Regions from separate parts of the Homo sapiens genome. Here region 1 is linked to region 2. A link is a loop called in an ENCODE intact Hi-C map of the cell type or tissue named here. Cell type or tissue: left ventricle myocardium inferior. All regions are shown on one strand.

Region 1 (8,000 bases), 590 kb before region 2:
TAGTACTGAGATGTGAGGTGCCATTCCATTCATCGTGCTATTTGTTGTCTGTATACCTTGGTTTTTAAATTTTTGTTTATGTTTTTTAAATTGTATTTTTGTTTTATAGGTCATGCGAGATTTATGCTGTAAAGAGGTTCTGTTTTGATGTGTTTCCAGGATTTGTTTCAAGATTTGGAGCTCCTTTTAACAGTTCTTGTAGTGGTGGCTTGGTAGTGCCAATTCTCTCAGCATTTGTTTTTCTGAAAAACACCATATCTTTCCTTCATATATGAAGCTTAGTTTAACTGGATACAAAATTCTTGGCTGATAATTGTCGTGTTTGAGGAGGCTGAAGATAGGGTTCCTATCGCTTCTAACTTGTAGGGTTTCTGCTGAGAAATCTGCTGTTAAACTGATAGGTTTTCCTTACAGTTACCTGGTGCTTTTGTCTCACAGCTCTTAGACTCTTTCCTTCATCTTAACTTTAGATAACTTGATGACAATGTGCCTAGGTGATGATCTTTTTGTGATGAATTTCCCAGGTATTCTTTGTGCTTCTTGTGTTAGGATGTTTAGGCCTCTAGAAAAGATGGGGAAATTTTCCTCAATGATTCCCCCAAATATGTTTTCCAAACTTTTAGATTCATCTTTTTTCTCAGGAACACTGATTATTGTTATGTTTGGTCATTTAACATAATTCCAGACTTCTTGGAGGCTGTGTTTGTATTTTCTTATTCTTTTTTCTTTGTCTTGGTTGAATTGGGTTAATTCAAAGACCTTGTCTTTGAGCTCAGATTCTTTCTTCTACTTGTTCAATTCTATTGCTGAGACTTTCCAGAGCCTTTTGCATTCTGTAAGTGTGTTCATTGCTACCTGAAGTTTAGATTGCTTTTCATTCATGCTATCTATTTCCTTGAATATTTCTTTCTTTATTTCTTGTATTTTTTTCAAATATCTTCTCTCTCTCTCTTTCTCTGTCTGTTTCTCTCTCTCTGTCTCTCTCTCTCTCTCTCTCTCTCTCTCTCTCACACACACACACACACACACACACACACACAAAAGATTCAGTTTGCAGTACTGGTTAATGCACTTTCTCCACCATCTGAGCAAACTTACATAGAATAGTGAATTTAGCACATTTTCCGGGATTCTTGGTATTAGCATTGCCTAGTTTGTTTAGACACACATCCAGCTTTCTGACTCAAAGATACGAAGCAAGAAGAGAATATTTTTTAAAAACACGATTTAACACAAAGCTACATGCTTTTGTGAATGTTATAAAAACTCTGCTTGGATTTACCTTCCTTAATTCATTTTAAAAAATCTTTCTCTGATATTTTTACTCTGATCTCATTGCTTCCTTTGATACAGAGAGAAGTCTCGTAGACTGTTTCAAACTACCCACAGTGGACCATCCAAAGAACAACAGGAAATGTTTTAAAAGGTCCTGTGTCCTAGAAATAATCAAATATTTAATCTTGTTAAGGCTCTTGCAGGATTATGGGTTTTTGATATTTTGCTTCTTCATCTGCTTTTACCAGTATTGTTGATAGCTACATTTTTTTCAAAGAGAAACAATTTCCTCACATTACATGGAATGATATTTTGTTTATAATTCACACATAGTAATTATACATATTATGGAGTACGGTGTGATGTTTCAACACATGTATACATTGTATAATGATCAAAGCATGGTATTTAGCATATTCATCACCTCAAACATTTATCATTTCTTTGTGATGAGACATTTAGAATCCTCTCTTGTAGTTGAAATATACACCATAACATTGTTTACTATATTCACCCTACTGTGCTATAGAACACCAAAATGTATTCTTCCCACGTAACTGTAATTTTGTACCCATTGATCAATCTGTCCCCATTCCCTCTTTCCCAACCCTCCCCAACCTCTGGAAATCACTATATTACTCTCTATTTCTATTGATGTATATTTTTTTTAGATTCCGCAATGAGTGAGATTATGTGCTATTTGTCTTTCTGTGCCTGGCTTATTTCACTTAACATGTCCTCTAGTTTCCTTCATGTTGCTGAAAATGACAGGGTTTCATTATTTTTTACAGCTGAATTGTACTCCATTGCCTATATATGTTTTCTTTATCCATTCATTCACTGGTGGACACTTGGGTTGATTCCATATCTTGTGTGTTGTGAATGCTGCTGCAATAAACATAGGAATGTAGATATCTCTTCAAAGTACTGATTTCATTTCCTTTGGGTAAATAGTAGTGGAATTTCTGGATCATATGGTAGTTGTATTTTTTATTTTTTGAGGAAACTTTACACTGTTTTTGTTGTTGTGTGTTTTTTTGTTTGGTTGGTTGGTTTTGGTGATTTTTTTTTTGAGACAGGGTCTCACTCTGTCGCCCAAGCTAGAGTGCAGTGGTGACGATCACAACTCACTGCAGCCTTTATCACCTCAGCCTCCTGACTAGCTGGGACCACAGGCATGTATCTCCATGCCTGGCTAATTTTCCTTTATTATTTGTAGTGACCAGGCCCTTCTGTGTTTCTCAAGCTGGTCTCAAACACCTGGGCTCAAGCAATCCTCCCACCTAGGCCTCCCAAAGTGCTGGGATTAGAGGTATGAGCAACCATGCCCAACCCTTCACACTGCTTTCTATAATGGCTATATCAATTTACATTCTACATGGAATAATTCTTAAAGTTACAAACTGCATTGCTGTTATAATAGAAAAGGCTTAGAAAAGGAGCATGAAAATAACATTTATGAGTGAACACGCTAGATCATTTATCCAGACTACCTCACTCTCTATGTGTTATAAAGTGAATGTTCATTTTCCCCCAAAATTCATATGTTAAAATCGAATCCCCAGTATCCTGGTATTTGGAGATAGGGCTTTTGGGAAGTAGTTACATTATGAGGGTGGAACCCTCATGAATGGGATTAGAGCCCTTATAAAAATAGGCCAAAGAGCTAGCTCACATTGTTTTTCACCCTGTGATGAGACAATAAAATGGCAGCAATCTACTCAAAAGAGGACCCTCACTGGGACCTAACCATGCTGGCACCCTGATGTCAGACTTGTAGCCTCTAGAACTCTGCAAAATAAATCTCTGTTGTTTAAAACTACCCAGTTTATGGTACTTTGTTATAATGACTCAAATTGCCTAAGACCCCATGTAACAATCCAGAAAAACTGTTATTTCTACGTTTTTTTGTCTGAAGTCACATGATTAGGAGTTAAACCTTGGGATCCCAATCCTACATATATCAATTATTAATAATTATTAGCTATAAGACCATAAAAAATAACTTATTCCTTTGAAATTTCATTTCCAACCTGTAACATGGAAACAATAATATATGTCCTGCTAAGTAACTGATATTTTTTCTGAAGGAGAGACAGAGACTAAAAGAACAGGGAAAAAGAAAGAGAAAAAGAGAAAGAGAGAAAATGAGGTGGAAATGAAAGGGGCTTTGATAATTTCAAGGTACAATATAGGTATGATTTATTATTATTATTAATGAGAAAATTATAATTATAAATAGAGAACTTACATATAGTATATAATCAAAAACTAACATCAATTGATAAAAACCAACTTTGTGCTCGGATAAGCATATTGTGTCTCCTAACTAAAATCTGTCCTGATACATTACCATCTCTTTCTGAAATTACATACTTAAATATTTATTAATATATTATTTCTGTTGATATTTTTATGAATATATGAATACATGGTATCTTGTAGAACAAGGATTTGTGATCAATCTGAGCTAAGACAATTGCATATCATATTTTATAGCTGGAATTTGAAGATGAATAGAAAAGTGATTCAACGAAGAGCATATGAAATGTATCTCAAGATCGCAAAATATAACTTAAATCTTAGCTCATTCTTTGGACAAGTAAAAATGGATGCTAGTATAATTGCGTATTTTAATGAATAAAAATCTCACACATCTAATTGGAAAAATCAATTGGAATCTACATGAAATTAAATTAAACCCAATTATATTAAATCTTAATTATTTACGTATTACTGTGAGCAGTACCAAGAAGTCAAAACACATGGATCCTTTCCTGATGGAAATTAAAAGCCAATTGGGAAGATAAGACTGGGAAAAAAGGAAGAATTTAGATACCAGTGTGGAATAATTTTTAAAGAGTATTTGTAAAGCAACAAGTAATATAAGATTTCAGAGGAAAAAGTGTTAAAGAGGGCCAATGAGGAAATTTTATTTGAATAATTGAAATTTGCAGAATAAAACTATCAGAAGAAGGCATTGCCAGGTGGAAGAAACACATTTGTAGATGTATATTTATTATTCAAAACATCACTGTTGTGGTTTAAATGTGTCTCCCAAGATCCACGTGTTTGAAATGTAATCCCCAATGCAACAGTCCTGAGAGTTGAGACCCTTCTAAGATAATCAGTGCTGTTATCCTGGGAGAGGGCTAGATATTGTGGGAGTGGGATCCTGATAAGAGTATGAGTTCTCCTGTCTTCCTCTTTTACACATGCTTTCACCATGTGATGACTTCCACCATGTTATGTTATGACATAGCAAGACCTTCACTAGATGAGGCCCCTCAGTCTTAGACTTCCCAATCTCCAGAGACATGAGCCAAATAAACTTCTGTTGTTTATTAATTACCAGTCTGTAGTATTCCGTTATAGCAGCACAAAATGAACTAAGACAATAACATAAAACAAGAATTTTAGTCTATTTGTAAATGTAAATGATTAAGAAAAATATCTTCACATTATAGTAGCCTCATTGTAGAATCTGACATATTTACTGATTGTATTAGGCTGTTCTTGCATTGCTATAAAGAAATACCTGAGACTGGGTACTTTATAAGAAAAGAGGTTTAATTGGCTCACAGTTTTGCAGGCTGTACAGGAAGCATAGTGCTGGCATCTGCTTTCCGAGAGGCCTCAGGAACTTCACAATCATGGTGGAAGGCAAAGTGGGAACAGGTACTTGACATGGTGAATGTAGGAGCAAGAGAAAGAGTTGGGGGTGGAGGTACCACACTTTACAACAACCAAATCTTGAGAGAACTCATTCATTATTGAGAGGACAGCACCAAGACATGAGGGATCAACCCCCATGACCTAAACACCTCCCACCAGGCCACACTTCCAACATTGGGGATTACAATTCAACATGAAATTTCAGTGTGGACAAATACCTAAACTATATCATTCTACCCTTGTCTTCCCCCAAATTACCTATTCTTTTCACATGGCAAAATACAATCATGCCTTCTCAGCAATTCCCCAAAATCTTAACTCATTTCTGCAACAACTCAATCAAAAGTCCCAAGTCCAAAGTCCCATCTGAAAATGAGTTCCTTCCACCTGTGAGCCTGTAAAATCAAAACAAGTCATTTACTTCCAAGATACAATGAGGGTGCCAGCATTGGGTAAACATTCCCATTACAAGAGAAAGAAGTCAGGCAAAGAAAGGGACTAGAGCTCACACAGGTCCGAAAACTAGCAGGACAGTCATTAAATCTTAAAGCTCTGAAATAATCTCTTTTGACTCCATGCCTCACATCCATGGCACGTTAATGCAAGGGGTGGGCTCCCAAGGCTTTGGGCAGCTCTTCCCCTGTGAATTTGCAGGATGTAGCCCCATGGCTCCTCTCAAGTGCTACAGCTGAGTGCCTGCAGCTTTTCCAGGCATAGAGTGCAAGCTGCCAATGGATCTACCATTCTTGGTTCTGGATGATGGTGGCCCCCTTCTCACAGCTTCATTAGGCAATACCCCACTGGGGACTCTGTGGGCTTCCAAACCCACATTTCCCCTCCCCACTGCTCTACTAGAAGTTCTCTGTGAGGGCTCCACTCCTGCAGCAGCCTTCTGCCTGAACACCAGCCTTTTCTATACATCCTCTGAAGTCTAGGCAGAGGCTACCAAGCCTTCTTAACTCTTGCACTCTGTGCACCCACATGCTTAACACCATGTGGAATCTGCCAATGATTATAGCTCGTGTCCTCTGAAGTGATGGCCCAAGTTTTACCAGTGCCCCTTTGAGCTGAGGCTGGGGCCAGAGTGACCAGAATTTGGGGAGCCGTGTCTCAAGGCTGTGCAGGCTAGCAAGGTACTGGGCCTGGCCTACAAAACCATTCAGTCCTCCTAGGCTTCAGGGCCTGTGGTAAGAAGGGCTGCCAGGAAGTTCTCTGAAATGTCACTGAAACCTTTTTCCCATTGTCTTGGCTATTAGCATTTGGCTCCTTTTCAGTTATGCAGATATCTCTAGCAAATGGTTGCTCAACAGCCTGCTTGAGTTTCTCTCTTGTAAAAGGTTTTTATTTATTTGCCACATGATCAGCCTGCAAATTTTCTGAACTTTTAGGCTCTGCTTCCTGTTTAAATGTAAGTTCCAAATGTAAGTCATTCCTTTGTGCCTACATCTGAGCATAGGTTGTTAGAAGCATCCAGGCCACATCTTGAACACTTTGCTGCTTAGAAATTTCTTCCACCAGATACTCTAGGTCATCATTCTCAACTTCAAACTTCCACAGATCTCTAGGGCATAAACACAATGCAGCCAAGCTGTTTACTAAGAAATAATATGCATAATCTTTGATCCCAATACATTTCTGATTTCTATCTGAGACCTCAGCAGCCTGAACTTCAAAGTTCATATCACAATCAGCATTTTGGTAACAACCACTTAACCAGTCTCTAAGAGGTTCCAAACTTTCCTTCATCTTCCTGTCTTCTGAGCCATTCAAACTCTTTGGACTGCTGCTTGTTACCCAGTTCCTAATTTGCTTTCACATTTTCAGATATCTTAATAGCCATGCCTCACTCCTAGTACCAATTTTCTGTATTAGGCCTTTCTTGCATTGCTATAAAGAAATACCCAACACTGGGTAATTTATAAGTAAAGAGGTTTAATTAGCTCACAGTTCTGCAGGCTGTACAGGAAGCTTGGCAATGGCATTTGCTTCTGGGGAGGCCTCAGGAACCTTATCATCATGGCAGGTGGTGGAGCAGGAGTGGGCACTTAATATGACGAAAGCAGGAGCAAGAGAGAGAGTTGGGAGTGGAGGTGCCACACTTTACAACAACCAGACCTCAAGAGAACTCACTCGCTATCTAGAGGACAGCACCAAGACATAAGGGATTTGCCCCTGTCACCCAAACACCTCCCACCAGGCCTCACATCTAACACTGGGGATTACAGTTCAACACGAGATTTGGGTGGGGAGTAATATCCAAACTATATCACTGATATATTAAAATATACACCAAACTATCATGCTCTATCTAGCAGAAAGTGATAATTGACCAATTCTTTCAAAATGTTTCATTTCTGAAATATTTTATTGGAAAATTCTTATGAATTTGGGTGAGATTTTTACTAACAAATCTCCTGAGCTATGTCAAAGGAAATGAATTTTGAGTATCAATGAAACCTGACAAAGAAAAAACACGAAAGCAAATTTTATCAAATAACATGTATGTGAAAGAGTTAAAATAATTTTACCTTTATAGATATCAATATATTTTTCCTATACTAAAGAACTATATTTCACACAATATATGGCAAGTTTTATATATGTAATTATGCATATGATACTAATAATACTGCCATTTTTTAATGGATTTTTTTCTTATCCAAATGATGACCCAGGCAACTAACTTTCCTGCTAAGGAAAGTCCTGTTAAGGAATTTCCTTTCCTTCAAGTGGCCTCTTTTGCCATTTGTAAGGCAGTTAATACTTACAGGTTTATTATCAAGAGCTTAAGAGAAAACTATTCCAAAAATACAATTTTATTTCTTTGTTGCCACTACTTTCAATGGCAAAAAATGCAAATATTTTGCATCAACCTAATAGCTTATTTCTGGTTAAAAGACTTAGAGTTCATGTTCATTTAACCAAATGGATTTTTAAAATTATTATTGAGGAATATTTATCAGGGATAGATAAAAAGTTTTTAAGGAGCCTGAAACATAATTTGGAGGACTCTAAGAAAAAAAGTAAAAGTTACATATTTCAAAAAACTG
Region 2 (8,000 bases):
TAAATTATTCTCCATTTCTTTAAAGGAAGGCAAAAAAAATAAATAAATAAAAACCCCACAAATTCAATGGGATTTGGATGTTGGGCAGATGTAGTAGGACTGTGTTTCTCCATCCCTGCTAACTTAATGACCTCCAAAGGCAGGTATCCCCCATAGTTACTACAGGTGCTCAGATTGTCCCACCATTTCCCACAAGACAAACCCAATTATCATAGAACAATTTCAAGACTCATTAATTTGTACTTTGGAAATTTAGATTCTCCTGGTGACTTAAAGGTCAAATATACTCAGATTACCATTCTTTTTTACAATTTCTACTTTGAAGTGGAAAGGAAATGCTGTTATATTTCAGGTGACTTCTAGGTGCATAAAAGATACCTTATTAACCATTATACTCAACATGCATTATCTTATGAACCAGTTTTTTATTGCATATTACAAGCTAATCATTATGGTTTAAAACAACAATAAAGGCATACTCAGCAGTTCCCCTAGTTTCTCTTGTGTTTCGAGGCAAATAAGTAGTGACAATATAATAGGCTAAGTGCCATAATAGAAGTATGGAGGTTAGACAATGGAAGCAAAGAGGGGTCTCTTTAATGCTCTCTGGTCAGAAAAGGAGTAAGGCATAGGGAAGCCTTTTTAAAGAAGGAATGAGTCTTGAAGCTTAATCTTGAAGGATTAGTACTTTTTCATGTGAATATGTGGGGGATGGTTAAGGATCAAAGAGAAAGAAGAGAATGTCATGTAAAGGGAATAGTCATGAATAAATAAACAGTATGTTCTGGGAGTGACGATCACACAGAGCATCATAGTTTATTTCTTCTCAGTTAATTTTTTATTTGATAAAACATATATAACACGAGAATTAAAAAAAAATGATTATGGTTTTGCCTAAGTACCCCATTATTTCTTCTTTAGGCAAGTATATTATATTTACTAGTATGGACATAAGCAAATAGAGAAGAGAGACACAAATATTTCGCTCATGCTTTTCTTGTTCTCTACATTTTGAGTCACACTTTCATCCCCTTGTGGCATGCCAGAAAAAAAAGTAACACATAACAAATATGTCCACAAGCTAAGTACAAAATATTACAAAGCATGAACATTTGTGCTGGAAAAACCTACTGCCAATGTGTCAGACGCACTGACTATTAGTGCACAAGGAAGAGCCAAATTCAGGCTAATCATACTAAAATGCCACGATGGGTGCAGTCCAAGCTTTTATTTTTAAACTTTTTCATTTTCTAATTTTTATTTAAGTATCTAGTCAGGCCATAAACAAAAGCAGCTTAGACTGGCAAAGGAATGGCAACTGACAGAAGATATTCAAATCATCCACAAAAATTAAATGGAATTTAAAAACAATTCATATCCACTGAGTTATTTCTCTACAAGCAGATTTTGTTTATTATTCAGAGAATAAAAGTTGACATTTTATGTAGTAAGAAGATGTCAATGGTTTGGGTGGTGGTCGTGATGATGATGAGAATTAAGCTGCTACCATTGCCAGGTGCTTATTATGGGCTAAACACAGTATTAAATTTATTCTATAAACTGTCTCATTTCTTCTTTAAATAGAAAAATACATGATAATTATCATCCTGCAATATGGCAAAGCACTTATTCTACACCAGTACCTGTGCTAAGCATTATTCTCATTAATCCTTATTATAATTACTATTTTGCATACAGTGTTTTGTTTTAATATTTATGATAACTGAAGTATTATGATCCCCTATTTACCAATGAGGAAAAAAACGACTTAGGAAGTTTAAGTCATCTGCCCAATGAAACCTTAAAAGAGATTTTTATATGTCAGATATGTTCTTTGTGGCCTAGAAAATGATGCTGTTTTTGCCAGGGCTTAATAAGATTCATTTTAAAAATAAAATGGTCCCATGGAGGAATTTTAAGAGATTTTGCAGAAAAAACTTGAATAACGATGATGTTCCTGGAGCAATTTTAAAGGCAGTAAATCTAGATAGCCAGATATAGTGAAAGAGATAGATAGATAAATAGACACATAGACAGGCAGGCAGGCAGGCAGACAGACAGACAGATAGATGATTGATTGATAGATAGATGGATAGATGATAGATGTTATATAGACAGATCAATGAACAGATATTTAAAAAGAAAGAGATCTAGATAGATAAAAAGTGGTAGAGAGAGAGCGATCTCTAAAAAGAGAAAGAGATCTATTTTATCTCTGGTCTCTAGTATTGGTAAAAGACAGTGGGAACCGAAAGCAATATTATGGATTAGAGGATTACCAAATAGCTAAATATCTATTTTAAAGTGCCATATTTTCTTATTTGGCCACTAAAATGAGCATCCAATGCAGACTAGAAAAGTCCAAGGAAGAAAGGATCCCAGGAACACATAAGAAGAACTATTTAAAAGTACAATTCTGTCAACCTTCATTCAAGTAGACTACCCTAAGATTTTTGTAGCCAGAAAATTCAGGATACTGTGATAAGACACAGTGTAAATCATATATATATATATATATATATGATTCCTACATATGTGTATATATATATATACATATATATATGATTCCTACATATATATATATGTAGGAATTTCACAGAGAAGTATCTCAAATTTTGAACTAACTCAGTAGAGCTACTAAAATGCAGAATATGTATTCTTACACTCTCAAAACTGGAGACACTTTTGAAATCATTTCACAAGCCCGATATCAAGGTTGCTGTAAGTTGCACAATGGATTTTGAAGGTAAAGATCCACATGACCTCGATGGAGTTGTTTTGTAAATATACTTATCCAGGCAACCTATATTCCCTTCTTATGAAAACTGCTGGGGCCATAGTTCTCTAATATACTTTGTAAACAAACAAACAAACAAAACCAATCAAACAACCAAGAAAAAAAAAAACACTGAAACCCTGATCAATGATTCAGAGCAAAATAGCCAAAGTATATACTTTCTCACTAAAGAGTGCACACCCTGTGAGGAATTCCTAAGGTTAGTGTTTGAGTGCTCTTATTAATTGCAACTCTGGAGACCTAAAGCACTTTAGCATTAAAGAGTGAAAGGCAGTCAGCCTGCTGTACAATTTTACATTAGTAATGACTTATAAATGCCACTGTAAGGCAGCTCTATCCACTGGAATAGGCAGTGCCATCATTAAAATGCCCATTTATTTAGAGGGTACACATTGATAATAAATGGGTTATAGACTTTTACTGCTTTATTTTTACTAAAACTACATAGTGAGTCTATGGATTCCAGCAATTCCTGGTGCCTGAGGTCTGTGAATCAATGATGTATTTGTAATAAAAACAACTGAACCATCCATCTATTATAGGTTCATAAAGGAAATTTGTTTTAGATTATATGTTTGTATGAGTGTTCCTGCTATTTAAGGATGAAGTATTCTAATGTGTATTTCTGTGAAGAATCATTTTAAACTGATAGCACATTAAAAATCATTAAGGCAAACATTGCCTTAATTTAGGCCATAATCATTATTGAATTATGACTAAATATTTCTAAGAAGAAAATTTTATAAACTTTTCACCTGAAAAAAAATAATTTAGAGACTGATCTCTCTCCCATCATCTTTTATCTTACCTCTGATTTGTTTACCAGTGTTGAAACTACTGGCTTTATCTTGCTGTAGATTAGAAAATGCAAACTGAAGGCTTTCTGGTAAATTCCACACTTAGACATGCTTTAATTGGCCCAGACATTCTTGTGCTGAAGAGAGTCTAAAATACAAATTAGTGTCCATATGTCTAAAACTCAGGGGACTTATAAAAATTCAGAGTCTAATCTTCTTTTAAAAAGAAGGGCCTGTGTTAACACACTGTAAAAACTGGAGGTGAGCAACATCTACCCCTCCAAAGTGGGCACCCACCATTGAACTTGACACAACCTCAATAACTCCTTCAAATCCTTGTCACCGGGGTTAAGTACCTATTGCCTTTTATCATTTTACATCCAGCTGCTTTAATCATTTATCTTTACTTTTTCATATTATCTTCTGGCCCAGTAAGCAAAGCATCTGTGTTTGTTGAGTCCAGCTTTAGTAGGTATTTGGCCACACCTTTAATTTCAAGTCAGAAAGGCCCTTCCCTACTGCAAATTGTTGTCCATAGTGCAGGGAGAGTGACTCTTTTGAAACAGTGAAGTCAAATCATGTTTCTGCTATGTTCAAAGCCCTCTCATTTTCTGCAGGTCCAAAGTCCTTACTCTGCCCTAACACCTCCCACCTCCATGACTCTGCTCCCTCCCTGCTGCTCTCCCCCGGCTCATTCTGCCTTAGTGGCACCAGATCTCCTTGCTGTTCCTCAAACTCCTGTCTCACAGCCTTTTGTACTCCTTGTTCCTTCTGCCAGTGTTCTTTCCCTAGATATGCCATTGCTCAGAAGTCACTTTTTCACTGAGATCTCCTCTGACTATATTCTTTATATTTGCAAACTCCCAATAGATCAACAATCCCATTCTTTCTTCCCCACCTTGTTTTTCTCCACTGCACATAAAAATATAGGTATGGCATATTTTTAACAATATTTTCATACTTCTATTCTCTCTCTGCTCCTGTCAGAGGCGTGTGAACCAGAGCAAATCCATCTTGAATAGGAGCTGGACAAATAAGGCTGAGACCCACTGGGCTGCATTCCCAGATGACTAAGGCATTCTAAGTCACAGGATGAGATAAGAGGACAGCACAAGATACAGGTCATAAAGACCTTGCTGATAAAACAGGTTGTAGTAAAGAAGCCGGCTAAATCCTAGCAAAACCAAGCTAGCCACAAGAGTGACCTCTGGTTGTCCTCACTGCTTCACTCCCACCAGCGCAGTGATAGTTTACAGATGCCATGGCAACATCAGGAAGTTACCCTATATGGTCTAAAAAGGGGAGGCATGAATAATCCACCCCTTGTTTAGCATATAATCAAAAAATAACCATAAAAATGGGCAACCAACAGCCTTCAGGGCTGCTTTGTCTATGGAGTAGCCATTCTCTCATTCCTTTACTTTCCTAATAAACTTGTTTTCACTTTACAGACTCGCCCTGAGATCCAAGATCCCTCTCGGGGTCTGGATTGGAACCCCTTTCCTGCAACACTCCCACTAAAATGCCTTCCCATGAGGGCAGGCTATTTTGTCTGTTACTTATCCCCATCTGGCTGCTGTGTTCTCAGCATCTAGAACAGCTCTGAGAGCATAGTGTGCATTCATTTAATATTTACTGAAACAGAAGTAGAATGAATACAATTCTGGCTTTATTTTCTAAAGAGCCTCATGTGTTATTTGCACTCACAAAGAGAAACATTTCTGCTATCTTTTAGGTGGGAGATAAACAGCTAAGGTATATAATAAGGTAAAATTAAAATAGGTCTATACAAATTGGAAGAAATTTATCTTAATGAACCTTTAATAATATTCTAAAGTATATGAAGGGGATCAAAATATGCCATCCCCAAATATTCCACTTTGGCATAAGGATTATTTTGAGCTGAAGGCAATTAAGAAACCAGCAAACACAGAAGGAGCTCTCTCTGCTTTCCTCTTTTCTGCCTAAAAGCTGGGCATAAATTTCACTTTTGTAAGATAAATTAATATTCGTAAAGGAAATTTACATGGGTAAAGGTGTTCTCTCCCATACCAAGAAGAAGAAAATGAGACAGCTCTTACTACCAGAGGGACAAACTTTACTAAACAATCCTTGTTTATCATACATTTCCTGGTCAATTTACCTGCTACAGTCCAAACTTCCTTTTCCTTTGTCTAATATCTTCTCCATACTTTATTACTCTTTGTTAAAAAGGTATTTAAGCCCCTGGGTCTAAGTCCCTCTTTGGGGTTTTTGCTTCTTTTCTGGGAAACCCCTGTGTGTGAAGTAAACTTCCGTCAATCTGTTTTCCCTCAGTTTAATTCACAGTCCCCAGCTCCATAACCTAAGGGGACAGAGAAAAGTTTTTCTTCACTTACACAGAGATACAGTTTAATTCAGTATGGCCACTGAAATTAAAGTATAGGAATGTTGTAAGTTTAAAAGCATGTGCTACTCAGCAATTTTTTTCAAATCAATTTTATCCTCTGTCTCCCTCTCTCTCTGTCACATACACATGCACACAGTGCACACACACAAACCTACACAGATAGTGGTAAGAAAGCAGGTGGATGAAATTTTAAATATGAATAAAAATAAAATACCTAGGCCGGGCGCAGTGGCTCACACCTATAATACCAGCACTTTGGGAGGCCGAGGCGGGTGGATCATTTGAAGTCAGGAGTTTGAGACCAGCCTGACCAACATTGTGAAACCCCGTATCTACTAAAAATACAAAAAAATTAGCTAGACGTGGTGGCACGCGCCTGTAATCCCAGCTAATCTGGAGGCTGAGACATGAGAATCACTTGAACCTGGGAGGTGGAGGTTGCAGTGAGCCAAGAATGCGCCACTGCACTCCAGCCTGGGCAACAGAGTAAGACTCTGTCTCAAAAAATGAATAAAATAAAATAAAATAAAATAAAATAAAATACCTAAGTTAGGAGAGACATTTTTTATAAGCAAATAGGATCCAATATTTAAAATGTAAAAAAAAAAAAAATGGCCCAAGCCTAATTTCCAGTATATATCTGTAGCTTTGACTTTGAGATTCTTATTACCTTTTTTTGTTCTTTTATCAGATTTCACTCAAAAGCTTTCTCCTCTGTTCTCCGGCAGGTAGGAGCATTGCCCTACACTAATTTAAAGAGAACCCTACATACCACTGATATGTAAATTCTGATTGCCAGGGCTCAAATACTCTCCATTTGCATAAGCTAATTTAAAAGTGGGTTGTTAACTCTGTTCTGTGCTTGAGAAACTAAAAACCCAAAGATGTGAATTGTAGGAGTTAGTTCAGAAGTTTAGAGAGCTTGGACCAAGTCTACAAAATATCCTGTTGCCTAGCCACTGATTAACCAAACACTCCCACTGGGCAAGACATTTAGAACAGGACAAGCACTTGAAAAAAAAATGTGCAATGAATTAAAATTATTGAAGTTTCCTTTTATGCCTACACTTGTTATTAATACCTAAATAATACTTATTTCTCTTATTATATTGTGATGTCAGACAATAATCAATAAGTGCATGTGGGTAAAATAAAAATAAATAATGGCTCATAACTTGGAGGCTGAATCTATTTTAACGCTAAATCATTAATACATTTTAGCTTCATTTAGTATTCTGAGAAGTATTGTATGTTTGTGAGAGAATAATTAATAGTTGTATTATTTTATCGAACTCAAGAAAATCTCTCTCATCTGCCCAAAAATCTATTTTTCCATTTTGTCTACTGTATTGAAAGCTTATTTATACTTATTTGTATTATGATTATTTTTTATCTCAGTTATATATTTTAGGTACAGAGATGCTTACGTTGAATAGAAATGCTCTTTTTGCCTGTGGAATTTCAAACCAAAGGAGAGTGAAAATACAGGAATAATAGCTGTTTCACTTATTTCACAGCACATTTATATAAAGTTTGATTAAGAGAGATCTGTCCAGGCAATTTAGTAACATATCCAAATGTGCAATATGTACCTACGAACTATGCTTATTTCTAAAAGTGACTGGAGGCAACTTACAATTCAAATGGCTCAGGCGCAATAAGCCAAAAAACCTTTAACATGCACTGAAATTACCTGTTTTCCTGACTACTAGGTGGAGATTGATAGTATATATCTTTGTTTCCCGGAACTCACCATGGTCTGACACACTGTAAGGCCTTCATAAATATTTATGGAATAGACCAATACAAAGAAAGCTGAATATAGGACACTATATGAAGAAGACACAAGACAACAAAGAAATAAGCTAGACAGGGAAGCAATTTTAGATATTTTAAGTATACAAAGTCTAATAGTGTATTCTTGGCCTTGATATTAAAAAGGCTGATGGGACACGGTGGTTCATGCCTATAAGTCCAGCATCTTGGGAGGCCAAGACAAGAGGATCACTTGAGCCCA

Evidence for each region. Peaks named below come from ENCODE experiments on the same cell type or tissue, not always from the same donor. Only the 100,000 strongest peaks of a DNase experiment are listed, where the experiment ranks them.
Region 1: a loop joins it to region 2, with 9 times the contacts of the local background. A loop is called at or near these places in 3 of 110 quality-filtered maps.

What each region holds. Positions count from the first base shown.
Region 1 is chr4:62,143,645-62,151,644 of GRCh38, reverse strand. All of the region lies in intron 2 of ADGRL3-AS1 (ADGRL3 antisense RNA 1), which reads left to right. The region is part of intron 2 of LOC101927145 (a long non-coding RNA gene); the gene reads right to left. Among named protein-coding and RNA genes, the nearest start is that of ADGRL3-AS1, 14 kb to the left of the region's middle. In left ventricle myocardium inferior, no CTCF peak of the experiment used is centred here; no DNase peak of the experiment used is centred here; H3K27ac peaks cover 801 bases.
Region 2 is chr4:61,552,696-61,560,695 of GRCh38, reverse strand. All of the region lies in intron 4 of ADGRL3 (adhesion G protein-coupled receptor L3), which reads right to left. Among named protein-coding and RNA genes, the nearest start is that of ADGRL3, 360 kb to the right of the region's middle. In left ventricle myocardium inferior, no CTCF peak of the experiment used is centred here; no DNase peak of the experiment used is centred here; H3K27ac peaks cover 1,217 bases.